2 separate regions of the Mus musculus genome follow, and region 2 is linked to region 1. The links are chromatin loops, found by intact Hi-C in ENCODE. Cell type or tissue: heart. All regions are shown on one strand. Each heading gives the region's core, and the rest is flanking DNA. Links, peaks and the distances in the headings are about the cores only.

Region 1 (16,803 bases), core at 5,127-13,126:
GGCCAACCAGGACAAGGCACTGCATCAAGCAAAACACAACACAAATGCCTGAACAGAGGAAAGATGAAGATAAAGTCCTCACCAAAGAGCAGGCATGAATGTCAGCATCCAGCACCCTTGTCACACGTCACATCTCCACGTTTGCTCTCCGGCCATTTCTGAATAAAGTTTGCTCATTGACACAGAAGAAGCCAGAATCTCCACAGGGAGAATCATATATTAAAAAAAACAAACAAACAAACTACAGCCTTTTCAGTGGATTGCTTACTGATGGAATTTCAGTCTCAGATGCATATGGAGTCTGATGGCCCTGCACCAGGGCCTTGAAGTTAATATTGCTTATTTTTCTAAAACAAAAACAAAAACAAAAAAGCCTACTGCTCCGGGGATATTTACTGCACTTACCCTGATAGGAAATGAGGAGCAGAATCTGAGACTCCATCCTGCACCCTGAAACCCAACACTGGCAAGGTTGCTTCAACTGCCGCATGACTCGGTCCCATTTCCTCTCACTTCATCCCTTCTGTTGCTCACATGTAGTGTTTGTTCACTGGGTTTGGGTTTGACTAACTCCTAAAATCTATAAGCAGAAAGCATTTATATTTTATGTCACTGCCTACTTAACAAAAATGCTTAATAAAGATAACGAGTTCACACTGTGCAGATCAGCAGTCTAGGCAAAACCAGCTCACTCTTCCTGTGGCTTCTGTCGGGAGAGCAAGTGCTACCTCTGTCCTTCCCATCAAGGTATGGTCAGGGAGGGGTCATAGCTCTGGAGTGAGGCTACAAGGATGTGTGTAAATTGCCCAGTGCCTTAAATGCATCGCTACATTTCAAAAGTGTGAAAATGCTGCCTTCTGTATAAAGAAGAAGAATGCTGCCTTCTGTATGAAGAAGAAGAAGAAGAAGACGAAGAAGAAGAAGAAGAAGAAGAAGAAGAAGAAGAAGAAGAAGAGGAAGAGGAAGAGGAAGAGGAAGAGGAAGAGGAAGAGGAAGAGGAGGAGGAGGAGGAGGAGGAGGAGGAGGAAGAGGAAGAAGAGGAAGAGGAAGAAGAGGAAGAAGAGGAAGAAGAGGAAGAAGAGGAAGAAGAGGAAGAAGAGGAAGAAGAGGAAGAAGAGGAAGAAGAGGAAGAAGAGGAAGAAGAGGAAGAAGAGGAAGAAGAGGAAGAAGAGGAAGAAGAGGAAGAAGAAGAGGAAGAGGAAGAAGAAGAAGAAGAAGAAGAAGAAGAAGAAGAAGAAGAAGAAGAAGAAGAAGAAGAAGAAGAAGAAGAAGAAGAAGAAGAAGAAGAAGAAGAAAAGAGTTTCTTCATGCAGTAGCTTTTACTATGGGCTTTACACGTTAATACAATTCAATTCCTAGGCCTCCAAGAACCTCAGCTGTTAGCACAGACTACTGCTAGGCATCTCTGTAGAGAAGATTGAGATGAGGAGAGCCTGCAGTGATCAGAGAATTTGTCACAGGGACACGGAAGATGGGACATGCATCGAGCCCCTAAGAAAAGCAAACAGGAGCTCAGCTTCCTAAGGGGCGCAGTGTCCCAACAGAGCCGCAGAGGAGTAAAAGTCCAATATAGCTACAAAACAAGGACTTGATCTCTCTAGTCAGAATATGCATCGTGAATGGAAACAGGAAAAAAAAAAGTCCTCTCATTGCAAAGGGCAGAAGCTCAGCTCTGATGGTCGCTTGCATAACATAATCCCAGGAAACTGAGTGGTAGGACTGGTCTTGGAAATGCCCGGCTCCAGAGACAAAACAGTTGGGTTTTTACAAGTTGGTAACTCCCTCAGTCTGTCTGTTCCCAACTATCAAAAACTCAAGCCCCTTGCTAACAGCAACAGTCTAACCTACAAAGGCATTAGGTCTGGCCTGTGAATGAAACAGTGTCATGCAGGGATCTTCAGCCTCTTACAGCTGTACCCCTAAATGAAAAACTAAAACTTACAAACAGAAACAAGTTTATTTCAGGGTTTTCTGAGTCCTGTTTGGATTAGGATATTGCTGTCCTCGTCAGTTGAGCTGAGGGTAGCTCACCGTTCCTCTTTGTAAACTGCAGTGCTTGAGAAGGGTAGACACGGGGACCTGGGTGAGACAGTCACCATGTTCCAACAACCTGTCTCCCATCCACAGAACAGCCTGCTGGTTTTCACCTGACCTAACACAGTCCAACGTGGGAGATTCAGTTTTAAATGTTTGCAGATTGACTAAAGTATCCAGGAAAATCTTAAAGACTTCTCGTATGTATCAGGATATATAGTACAACTCTGTAAAATTAATAGAAATTAGATGTGGTTTCCAGGGTCCCACACCAAGCTTGTATCTCCCAGGAAAGCAGGAAGGGGATCTGGGCCAATGATTCTGATCAAGGGGACAAGGGCCATTTAAAGAAGAGATTTAAGTACATAAAATAGAAGAAAGGGGCAGAGTGTCTATGAATAGAATTCGAGGCACCACAGAGTAGAAAGGACTGCCGAGTAATAGAAGAACAAAGGAAGAGCATCTCAATAGACTTTTCAGTAGATCAAAACAGTGGCATCTGAAAAAGCCATAGAAAGAACCCCATGGCCAAAGAGGCGGTGAGAATTCATAATGTCCCCCGATTTAACTTAATAGTAGAAATCTACATACAGGAGGGGGGGGAATGGACTCGGAGCTTTTGATTTTAACCAAAATGGAAAGTTCAAATAAAAATTGAACAGCCTCCACCTATTCTTACTTTTAGATCTAAGCGAGACCTATAATCTGTGCTGCCTGCTGGGAAAATCAAACAAAGCATGATGCAGCGTCCGCTCTCACTTGGATCTTTAACCAACATCTTCCAGTGTGCACTTCTCTCAAGGTGAATGAGGGACCCCAAGAGCAGTGACAGCAGAGGCACACTTCAATGTGTGCACGAACAGCTTCCCCCGGAGACTTCACTTACTGCTGTGAGTAGAGAATGTGAGCTCAGACGACAGGCTCTGATATCAGACCTGCATTCAATTTCTGATGCCACCCATAGTTGAATGACCCCGGGCAAGGTAGTTAACCTTTCAAACTCTCCCTTTACCTGGAGGTGGGAAAGAAAGCAGCAGAAGAAAATGTGGACCAGGCTGCCAGAGTACAGGTCTGGATTTGATAAAATTGCCCCAGAAAAATGAATAGGCTGTGTTCCATAGGCCTGAAACGCCTATAAAGCAAAAGTACACCTATTGTCTTTGGGTCACAGACAGTATGGTGATTCCAAGTGCCTCTGTGGTCTGTTTTCTCCAGAAAAAAAAAAAAATTAGAAGGCAATGCTATGAGCTCCAAATCATAGTGCTGAATCCTTGAAATTATTAGTGGACCCAATCCATAAAAGCCTTCTGCATGTGAAATAACATTTAAAGTGAATAAAGTCGGAGTCTAGGCTAGTGCATGATTCTGATTCATCTGAAAGACTTCCATTCGGTTCTCGCCACCATCATTCCACTGTGTGGCTCCACCATGATCACCATTAAAAATCCCAGAAGAGCTCTTCTTCAAGGGACACACACAACTCCAGTCAGGTGGCCTAAGCCAGTCAAATTTAAACTGTTTGTTCTCTGGGATCTTCTTCTTCTCCTCCTCCTCTTCTTCCTCCTCCCTCTTCCTCTTCTTCTTCCTCCTTCTTCTTCCTTTTTCTCTTCTTCCTCCTTCCTCCTCCTTCCTCCTCCTTTCTTCTTCTTCTTCTTCTTCTTCTTCTTCTTCTTCTTCTCCTCCTCCTCCTCCTCCTCCTCCTCCTCCTCCTCCTCCTCCTCCTCCTCCTCCTCCTCCTCCTCCTCCTCCTCCTCCTCCTCCTCCTCCTTCTTCTTTCCCTCATCAGTGAACGTATGTCATTATCTCTTGGCATGATAACTGAACCTCATTCTTATGTATACACAGAGAACCCTGTCTTCAAAACATAACTTCCCTTACAAAAGCTGGGTATGGGTGGCCACAGCAAAAGCATCTCACAGGATCAGTTCCAAAATGGTATTTCAAGTTTTGCTCCTGAGGGAGTAGCTTCTGGGGCCAGTCCACTTATTGTACTAGAGATTTTATGAGCCAGACAATGTAGTAGTCACATCTTAGGTGACCTCCAATGAGTCATGCCTTTGTTTAATGGCGTCCTTTAAATACAAGTGGAACTAACAGAATGTTGCAAAGGTGATGATGTCACTCTGCTGACTGCATTATATGTATTATATTAGTATAGTGTGGGGGGGAGAGAGAGAGAGAGAGAGAGAGAGAGAGAGAGAGAGAGAGAGAGAGATAGTTCTGTAGTCAATAACAGGCTGTTCTTCCAGAGGACCCTGGTTCAATATCTAGTCAGAATCCATATGGAAGCTGACAACTGACTGTAACTCCAGTTCCAGGAGATCTAAAACCTTCACACATACATGCAAGCAAAAACAACAACAACAAAAAATACAATGAGAGAGAGAAGAGAGGGGAAGAGAGAGAGGGAGAGAGGGAGAGAGAGAGAGGCATATATCATCATTATATCATACCATACCATATTTACCGTGAAGAAAGAAGCTGCCATGTTGTAAGGGTGCCTGTAGGGGGGTTCCCTGACAAAGAATGACCAGCAGTTTACAAGAGCTAAGATAGCCTGGGGCTGACAGCCAAAAAGAAAATGGAAACCTTCAGTCCTCCACAGGAAGATAATGCTAACAGCATAAGGAGAATCGGAGGCTTATCATTTTCCATTTGAGCCCCTGATGAAACTGCAGCCCTGACCAAGTCCTGAACAGAGAGAGAGACCTGATTACAGGGCCTAGCTGAACTGTGTGGAATGCGAGTTGGTTTATGCACTACCCAAATCTTACCTGTCTTGAAAATGCCACTTATCACTGCTCTCCAGGAGTTGTTATACTCACCTCCTTGCTATAACAGTGGCTGTACAAATTGGAAGAATGTCCCACATCAGCAGGATCAGCACCCAGAAGCTTTGGAACACCCTGCTCTTCTCTGCCTGCTACATCACACAACAGGTAATGAAAGGCATTGCCTCTTTAAGGCTGCAAACCAAATCCATTTCAGTCAACAATACATCATCAAATTTTGCCCTGTGCTTCATATTGGAAATCATTTAGATGGGCATCTATGAAGCATGCAATTAGGAGAAGCCATAGTGAAAATGTATTAACTTAATAGAAAGTGTCTGGTACTGTCTTCTTAGTTTTTGATTAAAAAAAAAAAACTAGAATTGTTTTCAACAGTTATGTGTACGCTTACATAAGACTTCGTTTTCTATGAAACTGCAATGCTTTCTTCTGTATCCTGGATAATACATTTCATTTCTGAGTCTAACAGCACAATAGCACAAGTCTATCACCTTGGCTGCTGTAAATCATGTGCGCAATTATGTTGAAAATTCTGCTGAGATTTGATAGAGGGAACACAGAATGAGGTAAAGATGAACAAGTTGCTGTGTGTTTTCATCTATTTATTAAGATTCAAAGTCTAAACAGAATAAAAATGGTGAGGTTTTTTTCCCATTAAACCTCTTGTTCACAACCATCAGACTGAGTTATACCGAAGCATCAGTCCTACAGACAGAAAGAAGGAGGGAGGGGAGGGAGGGGGGAGGGGGGAGGGAGGGAGGGGGAGGGAGGGAAGGGGGAGGGAGGGAGGGAGGGAGGGAGGGAAGGGGGAGGGAGGGAGGGAGGGAGGGAGGGAGGGAGGGAGGGAAAAAAGGAGGGAAAGAGGAAAGGACAGAGGGAGAAAGCACAGGCCCTTGATACATATTGCATGATCCCTAACCAACATCAGGCTCTGTAGTAGATAGATGTTCCATTACTGACTTCTGGAATATTCTTTCTTCTTAAAAATCACATCAAGAGTTTCCTCACTGCTGATCCTCCAGTTGGCAAGTGAGCTGATAAACCCAAGAGTGTTTTGACCAAGAGAGGAACATTATGAGGTTGAGAAAGAAGGCCAGTGAAGTCAGGGCAAGATGTGGGCTATGGCGTGCCTACGAGAACGCATACCACTAAGAGAAACTGTGATGGCTTATCTGTGTTCAAATTAGGGGCTAGAGTCAGAGCTCTCCAACAGCAAGACCCTATCCATAGCAGCAGTAACAAATGACTCAAAATCTGTTCTACACACCTGTAGAGACGGGGCTGGAAGATCTAGGGACATCAATGATACTGCCATAGTAGCTTGCTCTTGGAATTAAGAAGTGATAAATACATATCATCATCCTTAATGTCACAAGTTCACTAGTGAATCATCTTGGGTCTATTCATTTACCTGTCATCCTCTTTCTAAAGCCTCTCTCTCTCTCTCTCTCTCTCTCTCTCTCTCTCTCTCTCTTTGTGTGTGTGGAATTATCAAGAAATCTAAGAATAACAAACCCTGGAAACAATTATACATATCTGTGAATGCTTGTAATAAAATTAAGTATGCTATCCTTACTAGGAGAAAAGGACCTCAAGTAGTAAAAGTCCCCACCAACTTAAACATAAATATAAATTACACTTTAAAAAAAATCAGTTGAAGTAAAAATAAAAGATCCACATTTGGATGTAATCACACACACACACACACACACACACACACACACACACACACACACACACACACAATGTCCATAGCTTCACTATTCACTAATGAGAAGGTACAGATGCCACATACAGAAGGATTTTAACATGTCCATATGTTTCTCGAATGACTCTCCTTGTTAGCTATTTTTCCATATCTCTATTTAAGAATAACATACACATTCCCCTCTGAGAGGGTGTAAAGTAAAATATGTTGTAATGTTTAAACAATTCAATAAAATCACCCTAATAAAAATGAAGATCATATAAACTTAATATACCCTTAGATTAAAAATATTAACATAATATGAATTATGGGTCTCATTAATGTAGTTAACTTTTTATCTTGTAGTTAGCCTTATGATTTAAAGATTTAAAGATTAAGCTTTAAAATTCCTCAAAGAGAAGCTAATCTATAGCATGTGTGTGTATGTAAGTATGTGTGTATATGTGTGTATGTATGTGTGTACGTGTGCATGTGTGTGTGTGTATGTGCATGTGTGTGTGTGTGTGCACGCGCGCGCGCAGTAATTATGGACAGTTAGAATAACTTCATGAAGTCTATAATAAAATAGTCACAAACAGTCATAACCTTCTAGCTTCAGAAGCCTTATCATTATTTTTATAGACTGCGACAATTTAATATGACAGTCCCAGGGCATTGTGAGTTATCTGATTTTCCAATAAAGGCAGCTCAATAGGCTGCACTTCAGAGGGGCAGGAACAAGAAGACTGAAATAAAAAAGAAAACCTGCCTCCTGTCTATAAACCAGTACCTCATTTCAAACTCTTAACTTCCTCCTGCATACCTCTGTCCACCTATAGTGCCCACTCGGCAGTGGAGATCATTAACTTAGGAGCAAAGCAGGGATGATAACTCTCTTCCTCTAGCTAGTAACCCATCGAAGGTCAGGCTCAGGATCCCCACTGCAGATACACCTGTTTGCTAGGGGAAACATATCTAAAGACCGTAGCTTTTTCCCACATGTGACATGTTAACAGTGAATGCTTCTCCTCTTGAGATTTGCTCCATTCAGCCAACATAAATGAGGGAAATGGCAAACCGCACAACTAACTTACTTGTTCTTTCTGAAATGCAACATTTTTTGTAAGCATTTTCAACATGAATAGTTTCCAGAAGGCACATTAATGACTTGGTGTCTGTGTAATTAAATTGGTCCAAACTGGAACAGTGGTTTAAAGGGATAAGAAGGACCATTTATTTATTCTTAGTAAACAACACATATATAAAACAACAAATTTTCAGTCACATTAATTTCCATAATAAACATCCAAAGTACCAAAGAGTAGTTCAAAATGTATCTTTTTCCACACACGATTTTTAAATTGCCCTCATTTATTAACTGCAACTTCTTCTGTGCTGTTACTAATTACAGAATTAAAAAGATTTCTGGGGCATCAGAAAATAACATCTAATCTTTTTCAAATGTCAAAAGTGTTCAGGTTGGTTTTTTTTTCTTTTCTGTAACATGGATTCACATGAACTTACTCTGTTTTCCTAGATTTCAGTAATTCCTACAAGGTTTGGAAAAATGAACATGCTCCAAGGAGTCGCAGTTCCTAATCTCTACTCTATAAACTGTCTCCGTCCACCAAGAATATTCAGTTGCATAAGCTGTAAACCATTGGGGGAGGTGTTTAGCTCTTCACTTCTTTTCTGGTATGAGTTAAACTTTTTAAGTCCATTGTATCTCACTTCCATAATATATATGTAGTCGTGAGATACGTATATGTATCTATACTGCATTTCTCACAGATTTCAAAATATTACAGTTAATCTGAAAGTTCCTTAGAGGAAAACACACACCTTCCTGACAGGGAAAACAAACGTGACAGAATTCCCTGAAATGGGAGCCTAGGAAACTCACTCACAAGAGACGTCTTCAAGACCACATCACATGAACTGCAAAGCCAGGGTGCCTTGGATCTGCAGGGCGGCTGGGTCCCACTGTCTTCCAGAGACACACAGGCCTCTGACACCAGCACCTCTCACTGCCGACAAGTGGGTGATGTCCTCAGAGCCAAGCTACCAGCTAAGCAATCAGGGATCAGGGAACGCCCCCCTCTCCTCACTGCATCCCATCCCCACTGCGGTACCCCGAATTTACCTTAATGAGCTTAAGATTCATCCACTGGGCACTTCACTGCTCCATCTCCCATCCTCCAACCTCCTGAACTTTTCTGAAAACCCAGTACTCTGTTGTACTGACTTGGAACTGAAGCGCCCCTCCAAACAGCAAAGGTACCCCACTAAGTATTTCTCCCCTCAAGCAACACGTTGGCAGTACAAACTTTTCATTCATAGCTTGGTTCCGACAGGAATAGGGTGTGTGTTTGGGTAAGGAGGGAGACAGGAGGGCGAGGTAAAAATCTGGCCAGCGACCCTCGCCTAGGCTTGCCTAGCCAAATGCCAAGGTCTTCACCAAAACCACCACCCAGCACCCAACTTCTGACAATGGTACCCACCAAGCTCCGGGCTGCAAGATGCAAAGCAAGTGGAGTGGAAGTCCCGGCAGAGATGCTGCCAACCCGGAGAGCCAGACAGGGAATGCCGCGGCGCGCCCGGAGCACGCGTGGCCCCCAATTCCCAGGGCTTTCCCGGGCAGAGCCAGCCCCGGCTGCGGTGCCACTCACCTCCGCCCGCTCCCGCCGAGGCTGCGCGCCCTCCTCCGCCCCGCGCCGGCGAGCCCCTAACTTCGCCCCCTTCTCCAAACAGCCATCTTCCGCAGCGCAGGAGGGAATGGCGAGGCAGGAGGCCGAGCGCGGAGGGAAAGTTGCCGGCGGGGCGCGGCGGGGCGCGGGCGGCGGGGGCGCGCGAGGCTGAGGCGCTGCGCGCCGTGCGGGAGGCGGGCGGCGGCGAGCTGCGCCGAGCGGGCGGCGCGCGGAGGACGGGCTAAAAATAGCGCGCGCTGGGGAGGGGCGCGAGGGGGGACGGGGTGGGAGGGAGACCGCGGGGCCGGGCCCGAGCCCCGGAGCGGCGGAGCGGGGCGGGGCGGGGCGGCCGGGGAGGCGGCGGGGCCGGGCTGCAGGGACACCTGGGGGCGCAGAGGGCGGACGCGGAAAGGAGGCGCGCGGGCAGCGAGGCAGGGGACTGGAGGGAGATGGGGGATGTCTGGTGAAGCTCGGGGACCTGGGAGACGGACAGAGGCGGCAGGCGCCAGGTGACAGGCAGGCGACCGGGCTGGTGCGGAGGAGGAGCGCGGCCCGGGCCTCGCCCTGCGCGCCCTCCAGCCCCGGTCGCTCAGGTGCGCGCCTGGCCGCGCAGACTGTAGGGAGCGGAGCACCCTGAGAACGGAGAACCGTAGGGCAGGACCTAGTGCATCCCTACACCCGGCATGGAGCTTGGGGGGAACGGGGTTGTGGGGGCGATTAAAGAAAATGCTGCTACGTTTGGGGTTGTTGTTGTTGTTGTTGTTGTTGTTGTTGTTGTTGTTGTTGTTGTACCTAATGGGAAATGTGAGGAAACATGGTGATGGAAGTATTATGTAGGTTTGCCGTGTTTGAAGGCTGCACGGAAGAGCGCAGCATCGCTCTGGAACCCGCCCTGGCAGAAAGGAGGCACTGCTGGGTTCGGGAATTGCCTAGAGGGCGTCTTTGGTGCTTAGTATTTTACCTTGGAGACTGAAAAAGAAATTACAGCTATAACTTGTCTATACTAATATTCCTAATGTCTGTAAATCGCTTTGTAAAGTAGGCAACACTAAATATTTAATAAAAAGGCTAATCCTGAATATATTTTTTCTAATGCTAAACACCTGCCCACTCAAAAAAAAAGGCTAGTAATTATAATTTTAAAAAAAACGGTGATCTAAAGACCAATAAAAGCAAGTGTCTACATGTGCATTTATGGTTTTCCTCTGTACTGGCTAAAACACCACTCGTTCACAGATTACACAGACCCAGAGAGCCCTAACCCAGCGCCCTCATTTCCAGCTCAGGGACCTGAGACTACAAGATCAACATGATTTGTGCAAGGTCTGGTAGTGGCAGTGTTCCTCTCTAGAACTGAGTTGCATAAGCCTGGGACAACTTGAAGGCTACACATTCCATGTCATTTAAGATGACTCAGCATTTGTAGTGGCTATAACTATGATAGCTAGATGTGCCCCCACAGTTTACCCCAACTGTAAATTTGTACCCCAGGAGTGAGAGTGGACAGTTGGCTTTATATTTGTAAAAGAAAAGAAAGCTGGTTGAGGTGAGGAACCAGTGGGGGATCCAGACTTGGGAAGAAATAAAAGTCACTCTTAATGATGTCTTCCAGTGGTCGGGCAGCTTGTCCATACTAGAAAGTCAGTAGACGAATCTTGATATCAGGCCCTCCACGGTGAAAGCATTGGTGTTGGCTGGACCATTTCAGACATGCTTTTCAGATTGTCCAGGTTTATTTATTCAGATAAATACCTATTGACCTGCCAGGCCTTGCTTTTCAAAATGGAGTCTTTGGTCAAGTGTCCGGCCTTCTACCTTTTCTTCCCGTTTTTGTTTGCCTTCCACCGACTCCAAGAGGAACAATTCACTCTATCATCTCTCAAAAAGGACTTTCTAGAAAAGTGTCATTGAAACTCATAACAGTATACATTTCTAGGAGCTCAGCGGTCATATGAAATGGACCCATGTGTAACGATGTGGACAGAATAACTTGGAGTTTGCTCTTATATTTAGGGAAGGTTAGTTTTTTTTTCATTTTTATTAGATATTTTCTTTATTTACATTTCAAATTTTATCCCCTTTCCTCATTTCCCCTCCGAAAACCTCCCCATCCCATCCCTCAACCCCCTGCTCTCCAACCCACGCACTCCCACTTGTTTTTAATTTACCATTAGTTACCTCTACCACATAAGGCATAGTTCATAGCTGACAGCTTTCTTCTTCATCATTCTAGTACCAACTTCAGGGCCAACTCAGAGAGAGAACTTGCTGGTTGCTACTGCTGATTCACGTATTTTAAGTTATAATTTAATTAAAGTATTATAATTCCTTCTAACAGTTCGTATTCTCTGTTCAAGCCTGTACTATACTCTGTGTGATTCTGTATTTTTTTTTCTGGCTTCATTCTCTCCTCAACTGAGCTCTAGGAAGACCAGGTAATTCTTTTTTTATTTCTGGTGTTTTCAGTAGGATTTATTTTTAAAGAAAAGTTTTAGATTTGAAGAGAAATAAAGACTACATTAGGTATTGGGCATCCCTAATTCCCAAATCTGAAATATCCCCATATCTCAATGGTTTTTAACTAACGTGACAGGAGCCCCAGAATGTCATACCTGACCTCATATAATAACTGGTTGCTGTGAAAACCTAGATACCCTAAAAATATTGAATGAAATTACCTCAGGCTATATGTTTGGGAATATGTGAAACAAATGGATTTCATATTTAGACTCAGCCTCTTCCCCCAAGAAATGTAATTATGTGAATATTTCAACATATAAAAACAATATGAATAAAAAACTAAGCCACTTCTGGCCCCACACATTTTTAACCTGCATGTAGAATTTTCGTGTAGCCATCACATGCAATACTACTATCATGAGCTGCTCTCAGTGGCTTAGCATGTTTCCTATAATTAGCAAATGGTTAATCAGATAGAATGAACCTAGAATCATGGTTTGTCATATTTCATTTCTTTTTACATAACTTCCCTTTTCTATTTAGGATCCCAGCTAGGATCCTGAGTTGTACTTGTCATGTCTCTTTAGGCTATTCTTGGCCATGAATTCCTCATATTTTTCTTGTTTTGAAAACTAACTTTGAGAAGCACTGGCCAGCTATTTCATAGGTTATCTCTCTATTGGAGTATATTTGTTTTTCTAACAAGTCCTGAGTTGTAACTCCTAAGGTTCTATCCCTTGATATTAAATCATCAAGAGACTATAACAGTGTCATAATGGATCACTGCAGTGTTGACACTAGTGTCTGTCTGTAATAGTATTTGCCCATGTCTACACTGTAAACTTACTCTCTTCTCCTTTTTGTTCAGTACTTCTCTACAGGGAGTCATATATTACTGCCCACACTTCAGGAGTATGTAGAATGCAATTTAGGATTAGACAAATCGTCTTCCTTTCACAAGAAGCTAATTTGATCCAGACAAAAGAAAGATGACCGAAGAGGAATATCTGATGCTTGTCCCCTATAGAAACATGAATGTGTTCAGCACTCAGTGAATCCCTAGACCAGTCTGCACACAGACAAGCTCAGGACAAGGTCTAAAGGCTCCAAAATAAAAGAAAGGGAACAAAACCATTTATGGGATGTACACAATTTAGCATCTAAAGAGCAAAGGCTTGATAGAAGGGAGGAAGCAGAGAATGGGCCAGGACGACTATTTAAAGAAATAACAGCAGAAAACTTGGCGCACCTGAGGAAAGGTGTAAATACCAACATCCTGGAAGATAAAAGTTCTCTAATCAGATTCTATCAAAACAAGACTATGGACTACGATTAAGTCTTAGGAAAGTAAAGACCTTTTTACCTGGTTATTTTTATAGTGAGGGTCTCACTCTGTACCTATGGCTGGTCTTAAACTTTCTATGTAGATCAGGTTAGTCTTGAACTCTTAGATCCATGAGCCTCTGTCTCCTGAGTGCTGAGATTAAAAGCATACACCTGTGTGCTTGGCTTTAATGTGTTCTTAAAGGTGGAGTGAGCCTTTCATCGGGACCACATAGTTGGGCCCATCTATATACAATGACGAGAATTTGTATTAGATTCAAACAAAAACAAGACTGTATGTCCACTTACAGAAGAATTAAATTGGATTTATTTTGCACATCATACATAAAAATCATTACAAACTGGATTAGACCTCAACATTAGAACCTCCCCCCCAAAAAAAATCCCTACCAGAAATACAGAAGGGGGCTGAGGAAAAAGCTCACTTGCTTAGGTGCCCACCTTGCAAGCATGAGGACTTGAATTTAGTCCCCAGGACCCATGTAGAAAGAGCCAGGGAGAGCAGTGCATGGTTGTAATCTCAATGCTGGCAAGGTCGAGTCGGGCAGATCTCTGGAATCAATGTCCATGCCGCCTAGCCTATTTGATGAGTTCCAGGCCAGTGAAAGACTCTCCCTCAAGAAAGGCTGAATGGCATTTGAGGAATGAAGTCCAAGGTTGTCCTCTGACTTCTACATCAATGCACATATCTATAGAGACATATGCACATGTGCACATATGTACAAAAGACAAACAAACAAAAACACAGAGCAGGCTCTGTGACATTAGTCTGGATAATGGTTTCTTGGGTGGAATCAAGAAATACAGGCTATTAAACAAACAGATAGATAAATGGAAAAATGCCAAGCTACAACTCTCAAGCAAAGCCAAAGAAACCAATCGACAGAAGAGACAAATCCATGTGTTGGGAGAAAATATTTTCCAAAGGTACATCCACCAGTAGGCTCACATCCAAAACATATAAGGAACTCAAATAATCCAACAGCAAGAAAACAGCTCTGTCAAAATAGACAGTGGATGGCACAGACATTTCTCAAAAGAAGGCATACAGCCCAGCAGATGTCTGAAGACATATTTAACCTCTCAAATCACCAGAGAAATGTGAGTTTTAAAACAAGACAACATATTCCCTCATTCAAGTCAAAAGTTTGCTCATGGAAGCAAAAATGGCAGTAGGTGTTTATGGTGGTGGTAGTTGAGATAGTTGTTTGGTAGTTGTCTTTACAAAGAAAGTTCTGTAAACTTTATTTTGTGAAATATCTGTGGCATGTCCTAAGGGGCCATGCCTCTCACCCACTCACTCTTGCTCTGGGCACTTTCCCACTAGTTCAGCCATCAATCCTCCAGATGAGGACAATCTCTTCTTCTAGGGAAAGACACATCAAGAAGAGAAAGGTGAGCAAAACTCACAACTGTGAGATTCCAGTGTTGTCAGCTAGTATCACAAGGTTGGAGCCTGGCCTTCTGTGCCTTTATTTTGGGGTGCAGCCTTGCAGAGCCTGTTTGTGATTGTTTAGGGTGCATGTGTTAAAATGTTTCTTTAAAAAAATCATTGTTATTTATTGAATGAAATAAGTCTTTTTATTATGATGTCAACAAAATTAATTGCACACCCACTATGTGCAGAATAATATGACAGATACTCTAAATCATTTTTTCGAATGTTGAATTTGCATTGTGCCATGGAAAAGGTAGAGACACTTTATTTAGAAGTAATAGAGTATGAAATTTAGCCAGAGTATATTTCTAAAGATGGATGGTGTTTCCCCCTCCTCCTCCGCTCCACTCCACCCACCATTTAGCCTACACTGGCCAATCCTCGGCCTCTGTCTCCTGTGGAGTAGGATTGCAAGCATTGATCACTATCTTAAGCTCTCAGAAGTGAATTATACTATGAATCTACTGTGATTTTGGCTCTGGGGAATCCTCATTTTACAGAGTCTACTACAGCCATAGAGTCTTAATGTAGGATCATCTCACTTTACTTACAATGATGCCAAATGTGTATGAGCATCAGTATCCCCCAAACCAGGCTTTTTCCTCTCAAATATATGAGAGATAGATATGAAAGGGTAAAAGTGGTGACTGATAAGGACCCCAATTAAAGGACAACACTCCCACAGAGCAAGACCAGAGAACAGGTACATCTGAATTCCTAGGGTGCTTTCTGGGGCAGCCCTCAAGTTTGGGTTTCCTCAACAGCTGGGAAACTGAGTCAGACCACTTGTCCATGACTCCTTGGAGAACACCCTGAGCAAAGGGCAGAGTTTCATGAACCAAGAAACGACCCAGCAAGCAAAATAGAGGATTCCAAAACCACTGTAATATTTCCCCATGGCTGTGCTTTCTTTTGTTATCCAGAAAAACATTTGGACGCATTCATTGGTCCATTTCATGAAAGTTCCAGTTCTCACCAAGCACTTTTTTTCCCCTAGAACTCCTCTCATTTTAAAAATAATTTTTCTCAGGGTTGCTACTAATACTTCCTCTGGGGGGGGATTAACAGACAATTTTCCTCAATTAGTTTAATCTGTTCATAGGTCTGCAACAATGGGTTCCTATGGCTCAGGAATTTCCCACTGCAAGAAAAGTGCTGTGCGGTAATAGAGGTGATAATGAGACCCATTAAGGATTTCATTCCTTTGCTAAACTTTCAACAAAACCTGGAAGATATGCTGTCTCTATTCTAAACAATCTCTTTCTTTTAAAATTACATGTATCTATCTATTTATCTATTTATTTAGGAAAAGAGGGTACTTGCACTGTGATACATATATAGGAGTCAAAAGAAAACCCAAGGGAGTTAGTTTTCTTCTTTTGATAGGTGAGTCCCTGGAATCAAACTCAGGTAACCATCTAGCTGGCCCAGGAATCCCTTTCTTATGGAAAAGTGTGTGGAACATGGTAAGGTTAGTCACAAGTCATTGCTCTGTTATGAAATACTGTGAACCCCATTAGGTCACATGACAAATGGCATGCTGTAATTATGTTAGCAGGCCATCAACCAAGATGCATGAAACAAGTGACAAAAAGCCTTCACGTGCATGCAGATACTTCAGGGTGAGTTTCATTAACTGAACACTTTAATATCCATTTTATTAATATTTTATATTAAGATGATTTACATAGCTTACATGTAATATGCTAACACTGCAAGACAATATTTTAAAGTAAATATATGTTTTATTTACTTACATGTTCTTAGTAGGTAAATTATATATATATATATATATATATATATATATATATATATATATATATATATATATTATGACAATGAAATCAAAGGAAAAGCAGTAAAGCAATGAACGTAATTTTAAAATTTTCATTTTGTTCTATACAATTGCTATGGTTTGCACACACCAGGCAGTGGCACTATTAGAAGATGTAGCCTTGTTGGAGTAGGTGTCACTGTGGGCATGGGCTTTAAGACCCTTGTCCTAACTGCTTAGAAGTGAGAGTCATCATAGCAGCCTTCAGATGAAGATGTAGAACTCTCAGCTCTGCCAGCACCATGCCTACCTGGATGCTGCCATGCTCCTGCCTTGATGATTATGGACTGAACCTCTGAACCTGTAAGTCAGCCCCAACTGAATGCTGTCCTTATAAGAGTTTTCTTGGTCATGGTGACTCTTCACAGCAGTAAAACCCTAAGACAATAATATTGAATTTTCTTTGATGTTAAATTTGAACTTGGTGATCATTTATCAATGTGAGATGACTAAATTTGAAGTGCCTTTTCAAGGAACACTATTTTCAGTGCCTCTAAGAGTTAGTGTTAATTAAGCTATAAACAAAA
Region 2 (16,803 bases), core at 5,340-13,339, 210 kb before region 1:
TCCATACTCATCATTTTATGTTACAGCAACGCTCTTCAAGCTTAATGTGCAGAGGACTCACCCAGGGATCTTGTTAGACTATAAATTGTTCAGCTGTGCTGGGACATGGCCTGAAACATTGCAAAGCTAACCAACTGCAGGATGCTGCTGACACTGCTGATCAGAAAAACCACACTGTGAGCAGCAACAGTATGCAGCACCCAACTAAAGCTGTCGGAACCTAAAATGATGCCTAGTAGCTTTGTAGATAGCTGACAAGATTGACTCCCTACAAGGTGCCAAGTACAGTTAACAATTCTCAAACCAATGAAGACACCTGGCTTCCCTAGCACATGGATATCCTAGAAGCACTGCAGTTATTGTCTGGCAATAGGGCATCTCCTCATATCCCTGCCAAAAATCAAAAGATGGAGAGGTGGGACCTTGGCTTCCCCACTGTTGATCCCCAGTACCTTGAACCTAAGGACTCTTAGAAGGTACAGTGCTTAGGCACAAGCTCTAGGAGTGTCTGTCTGCTCTCAGTCCTTTTTATAAAGAGCTCTGTAAAGATCTTAAGATGGTCAAGTGCCCATCTCTCCCTCTGAGACCCACAAGACATAGTGGAGGCTCATCTTTACCCTCTAGGAAATTCTGGGGAGATCTTTCCAGATGATGTGTTGACAAGAGTCTGGACAGAAACTTGCCCAGAATCAAAAGCAGGAATCAAAAACCACAGCAATGACATCCCTAAGAATGAACAGTGGCCTGGACCATGGTCACAGCATTGGAGATGATGCCAGTGTGTCCCAGGACACATACAATTGGCACAGTAAAGCCAGCAAGAATTGAAAACAATTGCGTATGGCATCTGGATAAATGCAAGGTATCAAAGGTAAGTGAGGTTTGGGGCCTTCATACCTAGGAAAATAAGGAGTCTGTTTATTAAGTGCAGGAGGTGTTTGGAGAGAGCAGTGAATGGGTAACATGATTTTTTACAGTAGACAAACCATCTCTGAGGTCAGCGCAATTTAAGGAAGAAAACGCATTGCAGTGGTGGAATTATTTACCATCACACTACACGTCCTGCAACTCCTACCATGTTAGCCCTCAAGTTCGTCCTAGTCTGTCTTGCTCTTCCCAGATCCTTCCCAGGCTGTCTTCTGTTTACTGGGTGCTTTGCTCTCGCAGAGGAATGCCGCTTTTGCTTCTTCCTCCATTATGGTAACTTACCTGTTACTGTTTCAACCCTGTTCTAAATCCCTGCTTGCTGTGTGCTTTCTCCTCTGCTCTGCTCCTCTAGGATACCCGCACACCAATGTTTGTTTGTCAGCAATCATCGTCAGCCACACCTAAGGACACTAGACACTGTCTTAACAATCAAACTATTCAAAGTAAACTTTTTAATATGAAACCAAATCTACCACTAAGTATCAAGAGCTGCAGTGGAGCAAAAATAATAGTAATAATAATAATAATAATAATAATAATAATAATAATAATAATATATTCTCATTAAGTAAACCTTGTACTTGGAAGCTAATTTCAACAACAAATTACATCTAAATATCACTGGAGGGAAATCAGCCTCGGTAGTATCTGCTGTGGTAATACACACTTCCAAACACACACATACGCACCAGCTACTCTGTGCTAGCTTATGATCCAAAAGTTATATGCAATGCCCATGACTCCAAATGGAAAACAACTTCTCTCCTGGGCAGACTTTTGTGATGATAAAGAAACCAGCTGCATAATGTGAATTGTGAAGCTTCTGTTAGAGGCATGAAGCACTACACTGAGAATAATTTTGATTATGCCACTTCATAGATGAGCAGTGTTTACTGATAAATGATCCTCCTTATATGTTACTGTCAACACACTACTCATAGCTGAACAGCCTGCAAGCTGTACCTTTTTCCCTCTTGAATTCCATTTATGATTATTGTGTGTATACGGAGGGTCATGCATATGTCACAGGACACAGACAGAGCTCACAGGACAACTCTTATATGTGTTTGGACCTTCGGGCTTTTGCTGCAGGCAAGCATTTCACCCATTAATCTTCCTCCCCTGCACAAGATATGCACACATCTCTTACACTCCAAATCTAAAAGGAACTTCCACTTAAGAGAGACATAAAACAAAATTCACTAACTTTAAATGTCAAGGAGCTCTTTGAAAATGAGGCTAATACATATTGAAAAACAGAAATATTTCAATGTCTGCCCTAGTTTTTATATCAGTACCAAGTGAAATATTCACAGCTATTTTTATAAAAGTTGCCATTCTCCAATTTAAAAGGAATGACTATCAACATTTCTATGGTTCTCTTGTGCAACAGAGAGCGTCTTATCTGCCCCTACTACACAATTTTGTTGGAAGTGGCCTGTCCAGGAAAAATAAGTTTATAAAGCAATTATACATGCACTATCTAAATCACATCAGAATGAACCCTCATAAAGGACAGTAAGATAACCTGTCTCCAGGACTCACTGATACGTGCCAATTCTGAACTACATTAAACAGCTACTTTCTGATTTAATCTTACTCTTGTACATTGACAAGCATGCAGATGAACTGTTTCACGAAGGCTACACAATGGCTCTGGCTCAATGGAGCATCTTCAGTAGTGTGTAAGCACATAGCCTGTTTAGAATGCATGCTTCAGCACTGAGTTTATCCTTAAGAACCACGCTTTGTTCCCACACAGTTAAGGGAGAGGTGGGTGTGGTGGTTCTCACCTGGAACCCCAGAACAAGGGAAGCAGGACCAGAAGGACTGTCAGGGATTCCAGATCAGCCTGCCTGGACAATAGAAAGACACCCAGTTGCAGCAACAGCAATAAAAGACCACAGGCAGGGCAGGTATGGAGATGGATAAGGCAGACAGACTGAGGGTGAATGGATGGGGTTAGGCTGTGGGCATGAAGGTTTCTTCAAGCTGCATTAAAGAAGGGTGGACCATAAGGGGGAAGGGAAATGACAAGGAAAGGTCCCTGAAACCAGCAAGTACCAGTTCCCTTTCCTCCACTAATTAAAGCTCTAAGCCTTCTATAGACATCCCGTAATTCACACCAGAACTTGTAGGCCTTGAGATGTAGATAAAGAAAATATTTGAACAATATGAAACCGTTTGTCCTACAAAAAGAAGTGTGATTTTTTTCTTTTATGGATCAACCTGAGACACATATTTGTCCATATCAGCTTTCTCCTTAATGACCTCACCTTTCCTCTCCTCCAAGTCGTGAATGAAATAAAAATGCTGAGAAACAGGCAATTAAAAAAGTTTCCCCACAGATATTGTAGGACTCCTTAAGATTACAGAATTAGTCATTATGAAACCAAGTGGCCATCCAGTTACCCACAACAGCTTTGCGATAATTTGTAGCACTGAGGGGTGTCAGGAAGAACAAATATCAAACCTAGCTGCACACTCAGAACCCACCCAAATAGACCTCTCTTCCCCCTCATGTACCAGGGAACAATAATTAATAAAAAATGACTCAGCAGAAAGAATAACGGTGACTTCCATGGATCATTGGCATTTTTTTTTTTTTTTTAGCTTAAATCTGAAGTTACCAGATTCACAAGTCCTCTACTGGGGATGAGTCGATGTGATTGACAAGTAGGGACACTTTTGAAAAGCCACCAGTGCTACAGCAGTGCCTTGTTCAGAGTTAGACAAGGAAGCCGATGCACAAGACTCCCCACCCCCTTGCATAATTGCTGTCCTGAAATACAAAAGCTCAAACAATTCACAGCAAAGCTCCCCCATTAACTGGCAGTTTATGAAATATTTCCAAGTCCATGAAGCCCTCACTAGCTGATTTAATAAGGTCAGCCATACAGCTCACAGATGGGGTCAGAACAAAAGCATAGGCACGTGTCTGATCCACCCAGATGAGTCTCATACTCGGAAACAAGGAGATTGGCTGGCTGCCCCTGTGAGTATTTTAGATGGTCATTGGACAGGTGAATGTATCTGAATACCCTGAACATCTTTTCCATGAAGATAAGACAGTGAATCTATTGAATTCAGAGTGCCTACCCAGGCAGTATTTAAGCAGTAGGTGCTTAAATAGCATGCAATATCAAGAGGAAGAAAATAATTCACCCCCATGATAATGAATCCTTAAGGTTAGAGTTCTGTGTGAAAAGTTGATCATTAACAACAAAATCCTGTTACAACAATAAGTAAGGAGACTTTATTGCCCAGTTAGTGCTCCAAGGAAATGAAAACAACAAAATATTGGGGGAAGGTCGAGATAATGTGCCCAGGACAGCTATGCTATTTCTGTAAAAAGATTTAAAGAAATTTCAAAAGCCTTCATGAACTTAATACTCCTCTAGCTGGCCGATACTTCTTGATGTGCCTTTCAGAGCTTAAATAGCTTAAAATATTTTTGGAGGAACAGAGTCCAGAGACCTCTTAAAAGTCAGAGTTTTCTACCCTTTTGCCAGAGTTAAACTGCAAACAGTAAACTGGTGAGTTTTAAAAGTCAAATAAAGAATTAAATTTAGCAACACATTTACAATGGTGATTCCAATAATCACGGGAACTCACAAAATTTAGACTTTGCAGGAATAAGCAGATTTGTTGGGTTTATTTTTAAATTTTATAGGCATCAACAAATAGCATAGTTTCCAAATATTTTATTTGATCTGTTTTTTTTTTCTTTTAATCTGGCTGAGACTGTGCTTCAAACATTCACAAGTTTCCATTTTATTGGTTGCTAGATGAGCTTTTATTTGTGGATACATTATGCCTTCTTCTAAACTGTGATTCTGGCTTTACAGTTTATGGTTATGTGCTTAAATATAAAAAGAAGGAACTGAGAGGCAATTTCCAAAGTTTTACTGAAACCCAAACTATTGTTCACCCACAGCAGTGATTACAGTAATCAATGACAATAAGACAAAACAATAAACGTCCTAGAATGTCCTTGTGTCAACTCCCACGCTCTTAAATTTACTTATTTATTTATTCATTTGTTTATTTTACTTTTTATTTATTACGGGTAGGTGATGGGGAACCACAAGTGTGTAGAGATCTGAGGTCAACTTTGTGGGCTTAGTTCTCTCCTTCTGGGGTTTCTTGGATCAGATCCAAATCATCAGGTTTTCACAAGAAGCACACTTACTTGCCAGGTCATCTAGATGGCCACCACACTGTATTTTGAAAATGAACAGCGTGAAATGAAGACAATCCAACCTGTGGCTAACTCTAAAAAAACACTCAAAGTGTGATGGCGCTATGGGCTATAAATCCCAGGCAACGTAGATGCCAAGCAGGGTGATCTTGGCCTTCTGCACGCCCAGCATCTTTTCTGCAGTGATGCTGTCGCTGCTGATCCGAGGGTTGGCTTGGAGAAGCAAAAGTCTACAGTAAACCATACACTGCACCAAGCCTGAGCTTTAATATGCAGTCCTCGGCACCCTGTGATGGAAGTCTCATCCCCACCTATCACATGAGAAAAATAGGAAGAAGGATCCATCCAACCAGAAAGGGCAGAACCAAGGTATGAGCTGTGGTCTCCTTGAAACCTAAGCTCTGGCCTGTCAACACTAATTCCCTGCCTTCTCCTCTCAAGAAAATAACCCATCATTACCAGAAAGAGCTACTTACTACCAAGCCACTTATCAGGACAGGTGCATTCCAGTCAGCCACAGAGCAGGCTAAAATTCCAGGTGATTAGAGCCCTCTCCACTATAATTCTCTTTCCATGAATGTGGTGGGAGTCGGGAATTTTAAATATTTTCACCGTCTCCACAGGTGACTTTGGGAGTCACTGACTCTATTCATTGGCTGTGCTGTCTGAATAGGAAAGCCACTGCAGTAAATGCCTCCTCCAATCCGACTGTTACTTGAGCCGGCAGGAGAGAGGTGTGACTGCTCAAGCATGTGTGATAAGGGAAGCTATTGCCTCATTTTTAGAAGGTTAGATGTGTACCTGTCATCTGTGATTGCATTCAAGAACATGAGGTGTATGTTCCCATTAACTCCTGTCCTGAGCCACAGCCCTTTGCCATTCTGCCTTATTTCATGGAGGGCTGCAAGCTAAGGCATGGGAGCATGCCAAGCTTCACGTGGAAGACCGTCCACTGGAAATTTCCCAAGAGGCAAGGAATTCAGGGTGAAGTGACCTCTAGTGTACTTTTAATCTCATTGGTGCTGTTTTAAAATCAGGGTCACATAATTGAAAGACTGAAGACAGGTGAGTCACAGTCCCAAGGACATCAGCCTGCTCTCTACTGTTTGCAGCAGGCTTCATTCCCCCATTTACACTTGATCAGACAAAATTTTAAGTACACTACCATTTCAAAGGACTTTTATACCTAGTCCCTCCTGCAAGAGGGGCCAGTAACTGTCAGAAAACACAGAATAAACCTCTTTAAAAACTGCAAGCTGGGCGTGGTGGCGCACCCCTTTAATCCCAGCACTTGGGAGGCAGAGGCAGGTGAATTTCTGAGTTCAAGGCTAGCCTGGTCTACAGAGTGAGTTCCAGGACAGACAGGGCTATACAGAGTAACCCTGTCTCAAACAAACAAACAAACAAAACAAACAAAAAACAAACAAACAAACAAACAAAAAACTACAGAACAGAACATCATCTGCTTGACCCAGAAGAACTTGTAGCCTGAACACTCAATTCAAAGGGGACATGAAACCCTTCACTGGTTTTGGTACTTGGAGCAGCAGCTGAGTTAGTCATTATCAGAGAACAGATTCAGGACCAAGGTAGCCCGATGCCCTGTGAAAACCAAAGCAATTACCAAAGCCCCTTTGAGAAAGACAGGGAAGAATCAGAGGTTCTACCTTGTTGTCAGTGTGGAAAAAGATTCCACATTCCTGCAAAGTTTATCCTCTCACATCTTCAAAATTCTATTTTAAGATCCATGTTCCTGTTTGCATGGTGTGTGCCTATAACCCAATTTTCATAAAGCTGGGGCAAACAGATCTTAACTTCAAAGCTGTACTACATAGCGCAAGCCTGTCTCAAATTCTCAGAATCAAGTTTATCAGACATCAATTGGACATATTTAATTTCAGGAATTCCTACTCATCTTAGAGAAGGAACAATGCTCTGAGGGCCACAGGTTTCCATTTTAGAAGAATAATTGAAAAACTAGCCTATTGTGGCTTCAATCGAGAACTCTGCCAAAAGGGACCATGTGATACAACGGCAAGAACAGGAATGCTTCTGTGTGGGTGTGTCTGTTAAAGCTGCCTTGTTCCAAACAGGACTTGAAACTTAATTTCTGGCATCTCAAACTTGAATACAACATACTCCTTCCCAGATGATCCTCTGAAGGCTTTACTTCTTAGTTTTTACATACACATCCATTATCAACCAAATTGTCAGACATTAAGTTCAGAGTTATCAGTGAAAATGATCTGTCATTCCAACACATAAAAGTACTCAAAGGTAGAGGCAGTTCTCCAAAGACTTTGCTTCTCTGGGTTCTGCATCTGCTGAGAGCTTCTGGGAAGTATGCATCTCAGGTTGCATACAGCCTGGGTGGATGACAGTCTGCATTCAGACAGGATTCTGATAGGTGCTTTAACATTTGAGAAATGCTACCACAGGAAATCTGTAGTGAGACACTCTATATGTGCTTTTAAATTTATTCTTCACAACAACACTGCAGGTTAGCTATTACCACTTTTGTCCTTAACATTTTTTATTAGATATTTTCTTTATGTACATTTCAAATGCTATCCTGAAAGTTCCCTATACCCTCCCTTCGCCCTGCTTCCCTACCCACCCACTCCTGCTTCTTGGCCCTGGCATTCCCCTGTACTGGGGCATATAAAATTTGCAATACCCTAAAGAAACAATGGTTGTAATAACTTTCCAATGTTAATATAAGGGACTGCGACTATAGCTCAGTGGAAGAGCCCTTGTCTAGCCTTCACAAGGTCTTGGTACAATCTCCAGAAACACACACACACACACAAAGATACAGACACATACACACAGAGATATACACACACAGATACAAACACACAGACACTCATGAACACTGTGCACAGACACGTGTAAAAGTCAGGTATGCAAAAAGCCACAGGCTCAAATCCAAGTCTTTCCACATAACAATCCAAAGTGCTTGCCTGTGCTGTCTCAACACCCATGCTGGTCAGAGCGTTGGATCAGTGCCAGACACTGAGGATGTTAGTGCTGGTCTGACAGTTCATTGTTTTCACCTGACATTCAAAGGAATCCAAGGTATCTGTGTGTCAAGCAAGAGAGCTTAGGCTCCACACGCCACTGATTAAAACTTTTATTCTAAACGTCTATAGGTTTAAACAAATAGAGAAGCAGAAGTGCAAAGAACCCCAACCTGCTGTTAATTAATTAATTGAGATTGTGACCTCCCTACCTTAACCCATGAAATTTAGAGGGAGCAAATACAAATAAAAGAACCACATTCTACACCAGGCAAAACTTGCACTGCTTTGGTTTCTTTAAGTACATGAACCTGGAGAGTATCATCCTGAGTGAAGTAACCCAATCACAAAGGAACTCGCACAATATGTACTCACTGATAAGTGGGTATTAGCCCAGAAACTTAGGATACCCAAGATATAAGATACAACTTGCCAAACGCATGAAATTCAAGAAGAAAGAAAACCAAAGTGTGGACACTTTACCCTTTCTTAGAAATAGGAACAAAACACCCATGGAAGGAGTTACAGAGACAAAATTTGGAGATGTGACGAAAGGATGGACCATCTAGTGATTGCCATACGCAGGGATCCATCCTATAATCAGTTTCCAAATGCTGACACCATTGCATACACTAGCAAGATTTTGCTGAAAGGACCCAGATATAGTTCTCTCTTGTGAGACTATGCCGGGGCCTAGCAAACACAGAAGTGGATGCTCACAGTCAGCTATTGGATGGATCACACGGCCCCCAATGGAGGAGCTAGAGAAATTACCCAAGGAGCTAAAGGGAACTGCAACCCTATAGGTGGAACAACAATATGAACTAACCAGTACCCGGGAGCTCTTGTCTCTAGCTGCATATGTATCAAAAGATGGCCTAGTGGGCCATCACTGCAAAGAGAGGCCCATTGGACTTGCAAACTTTATATGCCCCAGTACAGGGGAACGCCAGGGCCAAAAAGGAGGAGTGGGTGGGTAGGGGGCTGGGGGGGGTATGGGGGACCTTTGGGATAGCATTGAAAATGTAAACGAGGAAAATACCTAATTAAAAAAAAGTAAGTAATAAAAAAAAAGTACATGAAGCTTGTGGTCATGAGTCATAAGTTCTCTTTGTAGGTTTTAAGATGCTCAAGAACTTTAGTAAAAGGATGATGAAGACAGATATGACTGCAGCTTACAGCTTACACTTAGTATTCCAGAATTTGGGAAGCTGAGGCAGGAGGATCAACATGAGTTCAAGGTCAGTCTGGGATGCATAGAAACCTTTATCTCCAAAAAAATTATATATTTATACTAAAATGTTGAGGTTTGGTCTTTTGCTTGAATTATAATACTAACTATTGGTCCCCAAGGCCTGGATGCCCCCCAGAGATGAGAGAGTATGCATGTATCCAAATAACATATCCAAATGACATAGCCAAGTGATGCTATACAGGTAATGCTATATAACCTTGTACCCCCCCCAAAGTTATCCATAATTGGTAAATAAAATTGTCTACAGCCAATAGCTGGGCAGAAGAGAAACAGGCAGGGTTCTTCGCTTCTTGGGCTTGAGATCTGAGGAGCCCATGAGAAGAGAGAAAGTAGAGAGAAGGAAAAGCGCCATAGGGTAGGTGAGTAATAAAAATATGGCCAGTTAGAGTTAAGAGCTGCCCAGATAGAACATGGCAAGTTATAAAATGGTGTTAATGATGGGGAAATAGATTCTAATAGCATAGGGGATCGATATCTGCCCGGCTTTAGTGCTGATTAAGGCTTATTACAATAATAAAAGTGGTGTGATTTTTTTATCCAGAAACTAAATGATCAAAGGCAAAGCAAAAACCCCCCATTTGAGATTAAATAATTTTTGCAACACTAAAACATGACACTTTACTTATAAAGTTTATTTTTCAAGGTTGAATAAGTAAGGGGACCACTCTCCATAGCTGTGATAGATAACACAGGAAGTACAATGAGCCCCTGAGGTACGTTAGTGTAGCAAGCACTCAGCCAGCACTGGCAATGCCTAATTCACGAATAATGCAGAATATGGAGTCTCAGCCAGCACTGGCAATGCTCAATTTACTAATAATGCAGACTATGAGTGGTCATCTTTTGTGATTGGGCAACTCTTCCCAATGTGGGACTAGGTCGTAATTGGTTGAGTTGTTGGCCAAGTATGTCCTGTGGAGATCCCTAAGTAGCCCAAACTGATGCCAGGACAGAAGATCACTCTGAAAACTTACAGTAGAACTGCCTTGCTGAGGACAACATCCACACACCTCACTGAATGTAGAGGTTGAGCTGGAGCTACATGGGTCTCACCCTTAAGTTACAGTCTCTTTGGCACAGAAGGTACTTTGCAGGCTATGGAAAGAGAAGCCCAGATGCCAACCAGGCTGCAAAACCCTCCACCTAAAATCTACCCTGCCTGCAAGATGTGCTACGGCAATGGTGGCTCAGAATATGGGATGGCCTACTATGAGAGGGAGCTCATGCCATCCACTTCCTGGATGGCCAGGAACTGGAGACTGGATAATACAGAGACCTAGGGTAGAATTAAATACAACTGGAAAATAAAACAATGAAATAATTTCCAATGATATCCTATTATACTAATAAACCAGTTGCTTTGTCCAGTCATGATCAGAGATGCTTTATCTAGCAGCAGACAGTAGTAGGTAGAGACCCACAGACAGACATTATGGAGAGAGGGGGAGGCAAGAGAGGATCTAAATTTAAGTTCTACTTTGTGCCCCTGCCATAGGAGATTGGAAAACCCTAAGGAAGAGCGGGGAGGAAAGATTGTAGGCATCAGAAGGACTGGCAGACACCAGGAGAACATTGCCCACTAAACCAACAAAGAGGGGTCACATGGGCTCACAGAGACTTAAGCATGGGTCTGCACTAGAGCCTCTGAATAAATGTTATTGCTGTTAGCTTGGCAGTTGCCTGGTACTCTAACAGCTGAATCCGATGTGTCTCTTGACTCTTTGGCCTGCTCTTGGGACTCTTATTTCTAGTGGGTTGCCTTGTCTAGTCTTAACATGAAGGCTTTCATCCTGTCTTATCGTATCTTGTTCTGTCCTGTTTAATTGCCATCTCTGGCAGGTCTGCTGTTTTCTGAAGGGAAATGGAGGAGGGAGTGTATCTGAGAAGATAGGAGCTGGGGAGGATCTGGGAGGACTGGAGATGGGGAAACTGTGGTCTGGGTTACTGTATGAGAGAAGAGTCTATTTTCAAATTTCAAAAGAGAATAAAGAACTTAAGAAAAATGTGGGATCTATGAGCATAAACAAAAAGCAATCTAAGAAAGGGCCATCTCTGACAACAAGTGTCTTCTGAACAGCCTCTAAAGGACATTTGGCAAAGCAGACACTCCAGGCTGTGGTGGGATCCCTCGTGATCTGAAAGATATCATGGCAGTATGTCTGTCCAAGGAGGAAGTCAGTGCAGGAGGAGGCAGAGAAACTGTTCCATATATGCAGCTCTTCACTTCCTAAAGTTTCTGTTAACCTTCTACAACTTCCCCTCCTCTCCAAAGAGTAGCTGATATGAACTTCTGACCTTCAGATATCTTCCTGACTGTGTATGTTCATTCACACACAGAGTTACATATCACACACACACACACACACACACACACACACACACACACACACACACACACACACACAAATCATCTTATTTATATCAAGTTACATTACTGTTTTTCTGTCTTGATTCTCTGCATGGTACCTCCATGAAGATCTCAATCTTTTTGACCTTACTGTTACTCAGTCACTTCACAGGCTTTCTCCAGGATTTTTCCTGTGAGAAACTGTGAGGAAAACTTGCACAGACAGGGCACCCTTTCCACTCTTTCTTACCTCACACTTACCTAGGATGGAGAGGACAGAGCACAGCAGTCTGAGGGCACAGGTTACATTTGTCAAAATGAAAAGACAGTCACAAGATTAGAAATGTCTGTCTCACTGAAGAAGTATTACTAACATTTTAGTTTCTTCCTAAGATGTGTCTGCATACCAAGATTTTTCCAGAGCATTAGCCATAACAACTCAGCTCCCTCGATTCCTGTAGATAAGGTCAAGCATTTGTCTTATACGATTTTCTTGCAGGTACGCAGTGAACGTGAATTCTGAGCGTCCCCTCAATTCCATTCTCAGGTATCCTACCTTCTCCTTCCTTCTCCACCCACTCATCTGTTTTGCTTTTCTAGAGAAACTCACTTCTACTTACATTTGAGATGTACACACATGATTTTGCAATTAAATTACTTTTAAGTTCTGCAAATCCCTTACTTATCCATAACTAAACCACCCAATTTGTGGCACCAAACATAAAGAATAAAGAAGGTTAACTCGACCTCCCAGCTGTTCCAGAACTCCTAAGGCTGTCCTACACAGCTCCGACAGAGATAAAAACAAATTCATCACCTGAAATACAACCTCAGCTTCAACTCACTGCCGTTTTTTCGAAGCACTTTGTACCAAGTGTAACTATAAATAGAATTCTCAAGCAGCCAGTCCAGGCTAATTCATAATTTATCTCCCACTCTTTCCATTCTCCTGGATTTCTCCAGCCTGAAAGAAATAACTGCTTCATTGTAGTTCTGGGTTAGAAGCAGTCACAAAGAAATCTGCAGTGTCCCCAGCTGGGCTCCGATATGGAGATACAGCTGTGCTCTCCCATCTCCAGAACACAATAGACTGACTCCATTCCTCCATTGCCCTCCCCTCTCCCAATCTCACTTGCTAACCTGAGTTTCTATAGAGCCTGTCACCATAGAATTGTCCAACATCACTTGGCAAAGGGAAAGTTTTACCTTGTAAGGAAGAAGGATGGGAGGGCAGTTTTAAAAGAATAAAGATGGTTTAGAAAGGCAAACACCCTCTGGCTTGTGTTCTCACCATTCTGACTAAATTTGGGGAAGTATTGACTCTTTCCACTTAAATCAACTTTAATTTTATATATAATCAAATTACAGGTTCAAAGTCGACATCGCACATCTCTGAAATTCATCCCAAAAGTATATTAAATAGTTCTTAGTAAAATTTTCCAAGTGAAGATGATTGTCATTTAACTTCATTTGTTTATTTTCTATGTTAGCACAAACTCCCTAACAGAGCGAGAGAAATCAAGTCCATGTAGTAAGTAAAATGCTGGCCACATGGCTGAGCACACAAAGCAAGCACAACATTATTCTCATTAAGGGTGTGATATTATTCCAGTGGTTTATAAAATATTCAAGAGTATCATTTTTAAATTAAATTGCTGGCATGTGAAATAATTTTCTACCTAACACATCATACATTATAAAGACATTTGCATATATTAAAATCAAAAGAGCCTAAAGTCCACTCCTATTGATAGGGCTTACCAGTCTCAATCCCTGAGCCTGGCTAACTGATACTCCAGCCCCAGGCTGCAGCTCTTCACTAAATTTTGAGCCAGGGGAAATGAGCCCCATGTTCAGACCTCAGCTTTAGTAATTCACAGTGTCAGGACATAAATCTCTGGACAGGGAAATGTCATGCTCTAAATCCACTTCCCAGAGAGTCTGCGTCAGTGTCTTCTTTACAGACTGTTTGCCACCTAGCACCAATTTTGTTATCTTGGTATGTGAGAAAAACCCAGGCAGAAAAACAGCGGACAACTGAATGACCTATCCATGAATTTCGATCAACGTCCCACATGACTTTCATGCTAGCCTATTTCCCATAAAATTACTAATCACCAATACTGGATACACTTTTCCTTAAGTAAACTATGCCTAATAGATGTATGAGTGAAAGAAAGCTTTGATGATGAAGAAAACTTCCTCTGTAAAAGGGAACTGAGCATCCCTAGATCTGGACAAAGAAACAGAAAAACTATGCACTTCAGAAAACACATGCCTAACATTTAGGATCCCAAAACTTCGTGGACTACAAGAAAACAGATCTGAAAAGTTTTAATGGCTATGGAGAACAAAGCAGATGGACCTTTTATAGCACAAAACCATTTTTCTCCTTCAGAAATACACTATCAAAGACCCCAATCAACCCATTAAACTGTTAGCAAATTGCATTTTTGAACCCTTTAAAGGGGTCCACTTTAATCTTCCAAGAGAAGATTGTCTAGGGCGAGATATAAAGATCTCTTGCCATGATTACTGTTCAGAAGCTAAAAATAGCTGTCCGAGAAAATTGACATCAAGCAGCTTCCTGTCCCATGTGACCTAATTCAACAATCTCATCTCCGTCCAGCCAGGCTGAAGACTCACTCCCAGGGCTGCTAAGCTTCTGCTAAGAATAGGAGAGCACACAGAAGTCCTTACGACTTTAGGCACAATCTCCATCTAAATATTCCGATGTGCAAAGAATTAGAAACTACAGAATGCCTGCTAACAGAAAGCCTGTTTAGTTAATTTTAGAAAAATCCATACCATGAAATATTAGATAGCTGTGAAGAGGAGCTCTTAGAAGAACAAGAAGAAGGCAAAGAAAAAAAGAGAGAGACGCACAAAACAGAGCAGCAATGTGTTAATGTTGGCACATACATTCACAGACACAGGACGGTCGTGTAAGAATGAAGAATGGGTAGCTGATTCTGAGACAGGGGAGGAACAGAGAAGGCAAAGGAATAGAGGCCTAGGAAACGCATGCCGCAGCTCTCCTGCCTTTGAGCTCCATATCTGTATACCTAACACAGATTTTCAAATCAAAGATCAAGTCAAAGAAGTAAACGTAAGTGCTGTTATTCAGGAGCAGCCAAGTCCTTCACACTGAGGGAAGTCAGAGGAGGAATGAGTACCCTGAGGCCTACAGTACGTTCCCATGTTCCCCTCATGCAGGGACCCTCGCATTCAAAGACGGAGTTCTAAGACTGGCCACAAAGCTTTTCTGCAGCCGTTCCTTGAATTGTTTCAAGTAAATTTTCCATACGAATGCCAAGTGGGCATTTTGAGAGCAAACACTATTTCCCTTCCAAAGTATTTTCTGTCACACGCTCTAAGTAAAAGACAAAAGTTGTGCATAACTCATAGTGAAACAGCAGCGCCCAAGCCCACCATCTCCTACTCTGTCCTTCCAAATGGAAACAGCAGTCACAACTCTGCCCCTGGACTCAGATGAAGGATCCATGCATCATGATAGTACTGGGATATAGAGGTCCTGACCCAGCGAGACAGAATATGCAGGAACCACTGAAGCCCATGGAAGCCTGTGGTCAATTCTGAGCCCTGGATTGGCTGGATACATATAAAATGGACAGCCCAGATACCCTCTCTGAGCTTGCTTCCTTTTCTGTAAATGTGAACAACGATGCCACTTCCCTGGGAGTAGCAAGCGCACTCTGTATGCTGCATTGTAGAAGCAGATGTGGAGCGAAATCCATCTGCTAAATCCTACATGCTCTTTTTTAATGGAAGGAAACATTTTTAAAAAATTGAAGAGAAATCCAAAAGAAAATGTAAAGTATAAGACACCATAAAAGTGAATTTGTTATTTTTCTCGCCATTCATATATAATACAAATGCAAGGGGAGAATATATCATTTTCTCTAGATCATATTAAAAAATTAAAGGCCTTTGTTATAAGTTGACTGTGAGGACAAAATATATTAATTCATCATAAGATTAACTGCACTTAATATACTGTCTGGCAGTAAGGATCTCCCTGAAACAGTTAAGTGCATATTTCTGGTTATAATAGCATTAATCGATTGGTGTCTTTGTCTCCATCAGAAAATTAACAAAGATAAATATGTAATTCATGTAAAAATGTGATACTAAAATGCAGATCTTAAAGTTCACTTAATGATATAAAAATATCTACAGGTAAAATTGTTAGCATTTTACTTAAGATGTTTCCTTAAAACACCAGAAAGAGATAAATACAGTAAAATTATATATAACAGAGTTAAGTAGAAGACACTGATGCTTGGTGCCCTCCACAGTATGGAAGGGGTGTGTGTGTGTGTGTGTGTGTGTGTGTGTGTGTGTGTGTGTGTGTGCATGTGTGTTTATGTGTATATGTGTGTGTGTGTGTGTGTGTGTATCTCTAGCTCTATCTCTCTATATATCTCTTCCTCCTTCGCACACTCCCTCCCCTTCTCATGTATCATGTGTTGCATGAGTGTATGGGGGACTTACACAAGTTAATAGAGGACCCTGAGAAAGTATCAACTTCCCTTTCCTTTGATTTCACATTTGCAAAAAGCCCTGATTTCATTCAGAGTTCTCTGTCTGGCCTGAAGAAAATGTTATCCTTGGACAAGGGCATCACTCTAAGGCTAGCTGTGCCAGCGAGAAGACAAAACCTTAAACTTTAACATATCTTTCTCATTCTTATGACCAGCCTTCTACTGTAATTAGGAAACTAAAGCAGGCATTCATGGTCTGATGAGCATGAAACTGTTGCTGACACAAGTGCCAGCTATCATGCTGGTGACGATATGCAATGTCAGGTCACTACATGACAAACATAGTGGAACACATCCTGGCATAAGACATCTGGGACATCTTAGGTCCTCCTCCAAAGGAAGACCCATCCTGGTAATTTAATCATAGCCTGAAGCAAAACCATGGTAGGTAAAACAGTATGGAGACTTCTATAGTTGAGAACAGGCTAGACACCACATGCAGCAATTCCTTCTGAGTTCCCCTCTCTGAAGACGGCAGGAGTGGTATT

What was found. Hi-C counts contacts between places; a loop is a spot of excess contacts. Peaks named below come from ENCODE experiments on the same cell type or tissue, not always from the same donor. Only the 100,000 strongest peaks of a DNase experiment are listed, where the experiment ranks them.
Region 2: it touches region 1 in a loop (2.0-fold over the local background); 3 of 42 quality-filtered maps call a loop at or near these places.

Annotation. Positions count from the first base shown.
Region 1 is chr12:34,897,598-34,914,400 of GRCm38, forward strand. All of the region lies in intron 2 of Hdac9 (histone deacetylase 9), which reads right to left. Among named protein-coding and RNA genes, the nearest start is that of Gm24429, 11 kb to the left of the region's middle. In heart, for the core only: a CTCF peak has its summit at 10,109; no DNase peak of the experiment used is centred there; H3K4me3 peaks cover 1,798 bases; H3K27ac peaks cover 979 bases; H3K27me3 peaks cover 967 bases.
Region 2 is chr12:34,685,368-34,702,170 of GRCm38, forward strand. The region is part of intron 3 of Hdac9 (histone deacetylase 9); the gene reads right to left. Among named protein-coding and RNA genes, the nearest start is that of Gm46347, 94 kb to the right of the region's middle. In heart, for the core only: no CTCF peak of the experiment used is centred there; no DNase peak of the experiment used is centred there.